Linked DNA regions of Mus musculus: region 1 is linked to region 2. A link is a contact called in ENCODE POLR2A ChIA-PET data. All regions are on one chromosome and are shown on one strand. Each heading gives the region's core, a stretch centred on a gene start or an enhancer-like site at or near the end of the contact. The rest is flanking DNA. Distances are from core to core; before and after follow the strand shown.

What was found. ChIA-PET counts read pairs that join two places held with the same protein, here RNA polymerase II (POLR2A).
Region 1: POLR2A ChIA-PET joins it to region 2 with 19 read pairs in Patski. The contact joins two enhancer-like sites. POLR2A ChIA-PET finds 5 or more read pairs at or near these places in 4 of 5 experiments (Patski and embryonic stem cell).

Annotation. Positions count from the first base shown.
Region 1 is chr7:110,294,617-110,297,849 of GRCm38, forward strand. No RefSeq gene overlaps it. Among named protein-coding and RNA genes, the nearest start is that of Gm32861, 7.8 kb to the left of the region's middle. Within about 2 kb of position 1,673, at least 1 of the 3 ENCODE cell types and tissues checked has a DNase peak (open chromatin) inside an H3K27ac peak, as active enhancers do.
Region 2 is chr7:110,162,545-110,165,675 of GRCm38, forward strand. No RefSeq gene overlaps it. Among named protein-coding and RNA genes, the nearest start is that of Wee1, 42 kb to the left of the region's middle. RefSeq lists an enhancer at 265-3,131. Within about 2 kb of position 1,732, at least 1 of the 3 ENCODE cell types and tissues checked has a DNase peak (open chromatin) inside an H3K27ac peak, as active enhancers do.

The DNA.
Region 1 (3,233 bases), core at 423-2,922, 130 kb after region 2:
AGACATTTGTTCCGGGTGGGGTGTACACGCGTAGTGCCTGCCTTAGAAGAGGGATGCGCATGACCCAAGCTCAGAAGAGCCCCAGGTCACTCCACTTCACCCTGCTCAATGCCTCACTCCTGACTTTGCTCCAGACAAAGGTAGAGAGGAGAGGGTGGCATGCAGGGAAGCAGTAGATCCTACTCCCTGGCCCTTTGCTAGCGCTTGCTTTGTTGGAGGCAGGGAGAGAGGCGTGGCTTAGGGTGCATTCTGATCTACTGCCAGTTGAGATGGCAGCATGAGAAGAGGCAGATTCAGACAAATGGTGCTCCTAAAACTGGCCACAGTGACAGGAAAGGTGAGGGTTTCCATTTCTAAAGGGCACTTCCTTTGTGGGCAGGGTTTACTCTCCCACATTTCAAGTTAGGGTGTCTACCAGTTGAGATATTGAAGGTAGTTGGATGTGTGTGTGTGTATATGTGTGTGTGTGTGTATGTGTGTGTGTGTGTGTGTGTGTGTGTGTGTGTGTAGTGTGGGGTGGGGTGGGGTGGAGTTTGGAAAAGGTCTGAACTGGACATAAAGTTTGCAACTCTGTCATTTAGATAGCATCTGAAGTCATGTGACCAAAGCCCATCTGTGAACAGGAGAGAGAGGTCTGAGTCAAGGTGTGAGGTGACTCCTGAGAAGAACGAACTGAAGGCCACCTAGGGGGAGCAGGCCCTGAGATTAGAGAGAAGCAGAGAGAACTCCAGTGGGGACAGGGGTGGCTTGACAGAGGACATTGGTGTCTTGGTTCACAGGCCCTTGACAAGGAAGGACCGGTAGCCTCTGGCCTCAGGGAGGCCACCTAGCAGACTCCCAGGCAATGGCTAATGGCTACAGCATGCCCACAGCATGCCCACAGGGTAGAGATGGCACTTACTTAGGGCATCAGGGACCAGCGCATTAACTCTTGACCTCAGACAGGGTTGAAAGCCCCCAGAGGCAGTGAGGTCACAAGGCCCGAGTTGTGGGGACATGGAAGACAGTCACGGTTGAGTCAATGCCAACTTGGTGCCAGAAACCCCCTTTGTAGAGTTAGAGACAGTCCAGAGTGCCTGCTGCACCTTGGAGATACCCTCGGGGGGGAGGGGGCAGGAAGCTGCTCCCACTTTCTTTTAACCCCAGGATCCGTATCAGTGTCTCAGTTCAGGTCAGATGGGGATGGGAGTGGCCTAGAGCTATCCCTTCCTCTTTGAGTAATTAAGGGTTGTATATTTCTCAAGCTCAGTCACTGCTGAGCGAGTGGCCTTGGCATGTCCTTCTGCCGGCTCAGATAGTGTCAACCTCTTCAACAGCAACCTTTGCTACCTGTGGCCATACTAGTAGTCTGCAAACCAAGGCCTCTTTCTCCATCCTCCTCCCATTCTCCTGGAGGTCACCCCAGCTAGCTCTCACACATCTAGCCTGTTTCTTCACCGCTCACATCTCTCCCTACACTCTGTAGCCTGGCTTCTACCCCCTCCACTCCACCAGTGGCACCCAAGTCACTGGTAATTCCAGGACACCAGATCCCTCATCACAGCTTGCTTGTTTATTTAATTATTCAGATGCTGGACATGAAACCCGTGGCCTTAAACCTCCTAGGCAAGTGCTCTACCATTGACCCTACGCTCAGCCTTTTCCTCTTGAGACTGTTTTCTCTCGCAGCTCAGGCTGCCGAGCTGGTTAGTCTTCCCGCTGGGGCCTCCTCCTCCCTCTTCCTGTGTAGACCAGGCTGATCTCAAACTCAGAGACCCACCTGCCTCTGCCTCCTGAGGGCTGGGATTTAAGGCATGCCACCACAGCCTGGCTCGAAGCCTATCTTTTCTTTGATGCTCTCCTCCTTTTGTTGACCCCCCCTCCCTAGGGACCACCCTCTGTCTCCTCTGCAGGCTCACTTCCCACCACACAGCCAAACCCCTTAGTGTACTGAAGGGTGGGCATGCTCTCGTCCGATGCTGCCGTGCCAGGGCTCAGTTTCACTCCTACACTCCTGTGAGGGTCTCTGAAAGCCCACCTTCTGCTTTTGGTGCCTTGGGTTGCAGAGATTTTTCTGTCCCCCTCTCCCAGCCTGAGCTCTGGTCACTCCTCAGTGTCCAGCAGCTCAGTGAGAGGGGCTATCACGCAACCAGGTGTGTGGCTTGGGAGACTAGAAGGTCACTTTTGAAACAGCTGTCATTCATGCTTCCTGGCCAGACCTATAGTGACTAGTGTGCATCTTTCTCCGTCATGACTTTGCAGAGTTGTCACACACCTGTTGCTGTCCCACCTGAGTGTCCCTTGACACATCAGTCTGCGAAGCTGAGCCTGAACTCTTGTACCTCAGCCCACAGTTAGTCTCACAAGTGGTCTTGGGGATGCTCCCCGGTCCTCCATATTGTAGTCACTGTCTCTAGGCTGTGCCTTGTGGGAGATCAGGGGTTGATGGCCTAGAGGAGTAGGATCTGCCCAGGACAGAGCTCCAGACTTCTATCCAGCCCAGTCTCAGGTCCAGCCCTCTCTACAGGGCAGGAGGGGCCAACCTGAATGTGGGGTACGGGTTTGCTAGATGTGCAGAGATCCACAGGCCTCCCGGGGACCTGGAAGAGGTTCTGAAATTCGCAGGATCAAGTTTCAGAAAACACAGGTCAGGGTCAGCAGAGCAGCTGGCAGCGGGGAAGGCCAGGCCCAGCTAATTTCCTGTCAGCAGGGCCCAGAGGCCCCAGCCTCTCTCCAGGCCGGCCGCAGGGGAGGAGATGCCGGGAATGGCTCACATTCCTCTGGCTGGGGCTGTACAGACCGGCGAACCTCAGGGGACCTCGGGGAATGAGGAGATGGATCTGCTGTGGCCAGAGTGGGGGGCAGTCCAGGCATCTGTTGTTGAAGCCTTGGCTGACTGAGGCCGAAGCTTGCAGAGTGGAAGCCGGAAGCGAAGAGTGAAGCTACAGGGACCTGGAGAGAAAAAAGCCTGGCCCACATAGGGTCGCAAGGCACCACCTCCCGAGCCCAGAGCAAATCCGTTTGTTTCTTGCCCAGAAGGCTAGATTTCCTAGAAGGCTCAGCTATGGTTGGGCTGTGTGGCAGTGGGGGCCAAGCTGGCCTAGGCTCCTCTTGGAAGGGAGTCAAGGTCCCCCACATGCCGAATGGCTGAATGTTCCTCTCCAGTGTTCTGGTGGTGTGTGGCTAAATCAGCTGGGGTGCTGTTCTCTACTAGGAGGCTCAAGTTCCCAGAAGGAACTTTATGTCCTGTCTGG
Region 2 (3,131 bases), core at 482-2,981:
TCGATTACCCCCTACCCTGCCTAACCAGATGCTAGTAGCATGTCTCATCTAGCACTGTTCTGAGCTTTCTCTCAGCCTTCTCTTATGGATCAAATCGCATGAGTTCTAGGCCAGTCTGGTCTCCACAGCAAGTTCCAGGCCAGCTAGGGCTACATAGTGAAACCCTGTTTCAAATAAAGAAAGTGTCCACAGACCTGCAATCTCTCAACTGAAGTTTTCTCTTCTCAGGTGACTCTGGTCAGCTGGAGGGCAGCAGGTTTTTGTTTGTTTGCTTTGCTTTTCCACTTTGTTTTGTTTATTTGTTGTGCTGCAGACCTACACCAGACTCTTAAGCATTATAACCCATCCCCCCAGGCAATTTCCTGTGTAGCTAGGGATGGCTGACTGGGAACACACTGTAGTTGTAGCTGTGCCTGATCTTAAACCCCTGATCTTCCTGCTGCCACTTTTCAATTAAGCTAAGTAGTTAAGAACACTCAGTTAACAACTGTTTGCAACTCCAGTTCCAGGGAATCCAGTGCCCTATTCTGGCCTATATAGCTCAAGAGTCTGTTTTTAAAATTATCATATCGTTAGGGGCTAGAGAGCTGATTCAGTTGCTAAGAGCACTGGCGGCTCAGTTTTCCCTATGACCCAGGTTCAATTCCCAGGGCTCACTTGGTAACGCACAACCATCTGTAACTCTGGTCTCAGAGGACTCTAACGCCCTCTCCTGCCTTTGGTGGGCACTGCATGCACATGGTGTACACATATACACATAAATAAAAATACAGGAGGGGAGAAAAAGTGGCAGTTTTGAACTCCTAATTACCTGCCCTACCTCTCAGATGGGCGGTGCTACCCACCCATCTTATTAGATTTGTTAGCGTTTTTTTTTTTCTTTTTTGTTTTTGTTTGTTGTTTGTTTTCTTTTGAGACAGAGTCTTGTTGTGCAGTTCAGGCTAGCCTCAAACTCACATTCTCTGATTTTGAGGTGCTAGATTACAGGCTATCACCAATATATCTGTTTTATGTAGGAGGCTGGCGGGGGGGGGGTTGTTTGGTTGTGAGTTTTTTTTTGTTTGTTTGTTTTGTTTTACACAGGGTTTCTCTGTGTAGTCCTGGCTGTCCTGGAACTTACTCTGTAGAACAGGGTGGCCTCGAACTCAGAAAGGTGACTGACTCCCAAGTGCTGACTGTAAGGGCACGTGCTACTACCACCCAGTTCTGGTTTGTTTTTCTGTATAAAGTTTTATTCATTTGAGATACTCTCAGCTTGAATTTTGTTGGAGACAGTTTTTCTCAGGCTATTATTATTACTTTTTAAAACTCTGTTTAGTGTTCATGGTTTTGAATTCCCTTGTAATATTTTGTTATTTAAAGCTGGAGAATTCCAATATTTATCCACAGATAAAACGTTTACTCTAATTGATATTGCGTGTCTTTGTCTTTAAAACATTTACCATTTTAATCCCTGAAAGTTCATTTGATGTCTGACTTGGAACTTAACATTTTTTACACCTCGAAGTTTTCATTCACTTCCTAGAGCAGCGCTCCTGCCGAAGCTGCTTACCTTACTGAGGTATTTGGAAATGTTACTTCATATCGACCTGATCAAGTTTCTCCACGTTTGCTCTGTCTCATGCCCTTACTGCCGTATTTGGAAATGTTACTTCATATCGGCCTGATCAAGTTTCTCTACGTTTGCTGTCTCATGCTTTTCAGTTGAACTCAGCTTCTATTTTTAACTTCAATTGAGCGGGGTTAAAAGGAACGTCTCGCCCCCTGCTGGCGCCCGTGGTCCCGGGAAGACCGGACAAAAGCCACCACGTGGCTCACATCCTGGGCTCAGTTTTCTTAGGAACCCAGAGCCCCATGCTTGCTAGGCAAGGGCCCCAACCCTGATCAACGCTTTAGCAGGCGTCCTTTTGCTCAAGTCTAGAGCGTCACTGGTGCCAACTCTCCAACACAGGGAGGAATTGGCTTTGCTTAATTTTGCTGCAGAGTGGGCTGGCCCTGCTAAATCCAGGGTACCGGGCACTTAACACTGTGAGGTCGCTGTGCGGAGCTAGACTCTGGGCGCTCCCGTTTTTTCCTCACCACCCAGGTGTCCATTTTCTCTTTGCCGCGACGTGCCTGCATCCTTTTCTGCCTTGGAATTATAATCGAAACACTCGGTTCAGTCGTGAGAAACATGTTTCATATATGCAACGGGTGCTCCGATGTTTCTACGACTAGCCTTAGGAGCCTAGAGTACGGTTTGGTGGTCAAAGTCATGATGAGAAGCAGAGGGTCTGAGGGGTCGGAGGGAAGGCACGATGAACAATATTAGAGAGCATTACTGGAGTTACCGAGGCTAGGCAGTCCGCTGGGTTATGCACTACACCCAAGAAGTCTGCGCCGCCCCGTGGTGCCAGTGCGCAGCCGCAGTCCCGTAGCGGGACCGAGCGTTCCCAGCAGAGGGCACTCACAGACAGGACATTCCGCAAGCTCTTCCTGGGTGACCCAGGGACTGCACCTGTGGCCTGGGTTTCCCTTGATCATGCCCTGACAACCCGCGTCTGGGAAATTCAGTCAGAATCAATCCAAGACCACAATTTAGAGACAGGTAAGCTTGACGGTGGTTGCAGCGTTTGGTGAAACAAAACGTCAAGACCAGCCTCTGCTACATAGAGAATCTGAGGCTATCCTGAGTTACAGTGAATCCTGTTTCAGAACAAATCCCTCAAAGTCCCATTGTCTCTCTGGCCTTGAAGCTCTTGAGCCCCGGATCTAGGATACTGCTTGTTGGACTAAAGGACTCACTAATCACCTTTCCCAACCCTGCCCAGGTATACCACCTCTAGTAAACAGACTTAACTAGTCTTTGAAGGCAGTAGTTCTTTTCAATGAATTCCTATTTATTTATTTTCTTATTTATCACCGTCTGTAAACAGGCTTTGAAGGCAGCATGTGTTATAAGATGTGTTTATTCAAGCCTACCAGGGGTCCTTAACCTGGGGGTTGACTCAAGTAGAACATTTTAGGATCCAGGGTTATTCATGAAACTGGGTGAGCTGTTTCAACTTTTAGGCAGACGTGCAGTGTTTTTGGAAGGAAGTCCAGTAGTTTTTCTGATTACCAAAGAGTTCTTAAGTTTAGTTTGTGGGTCC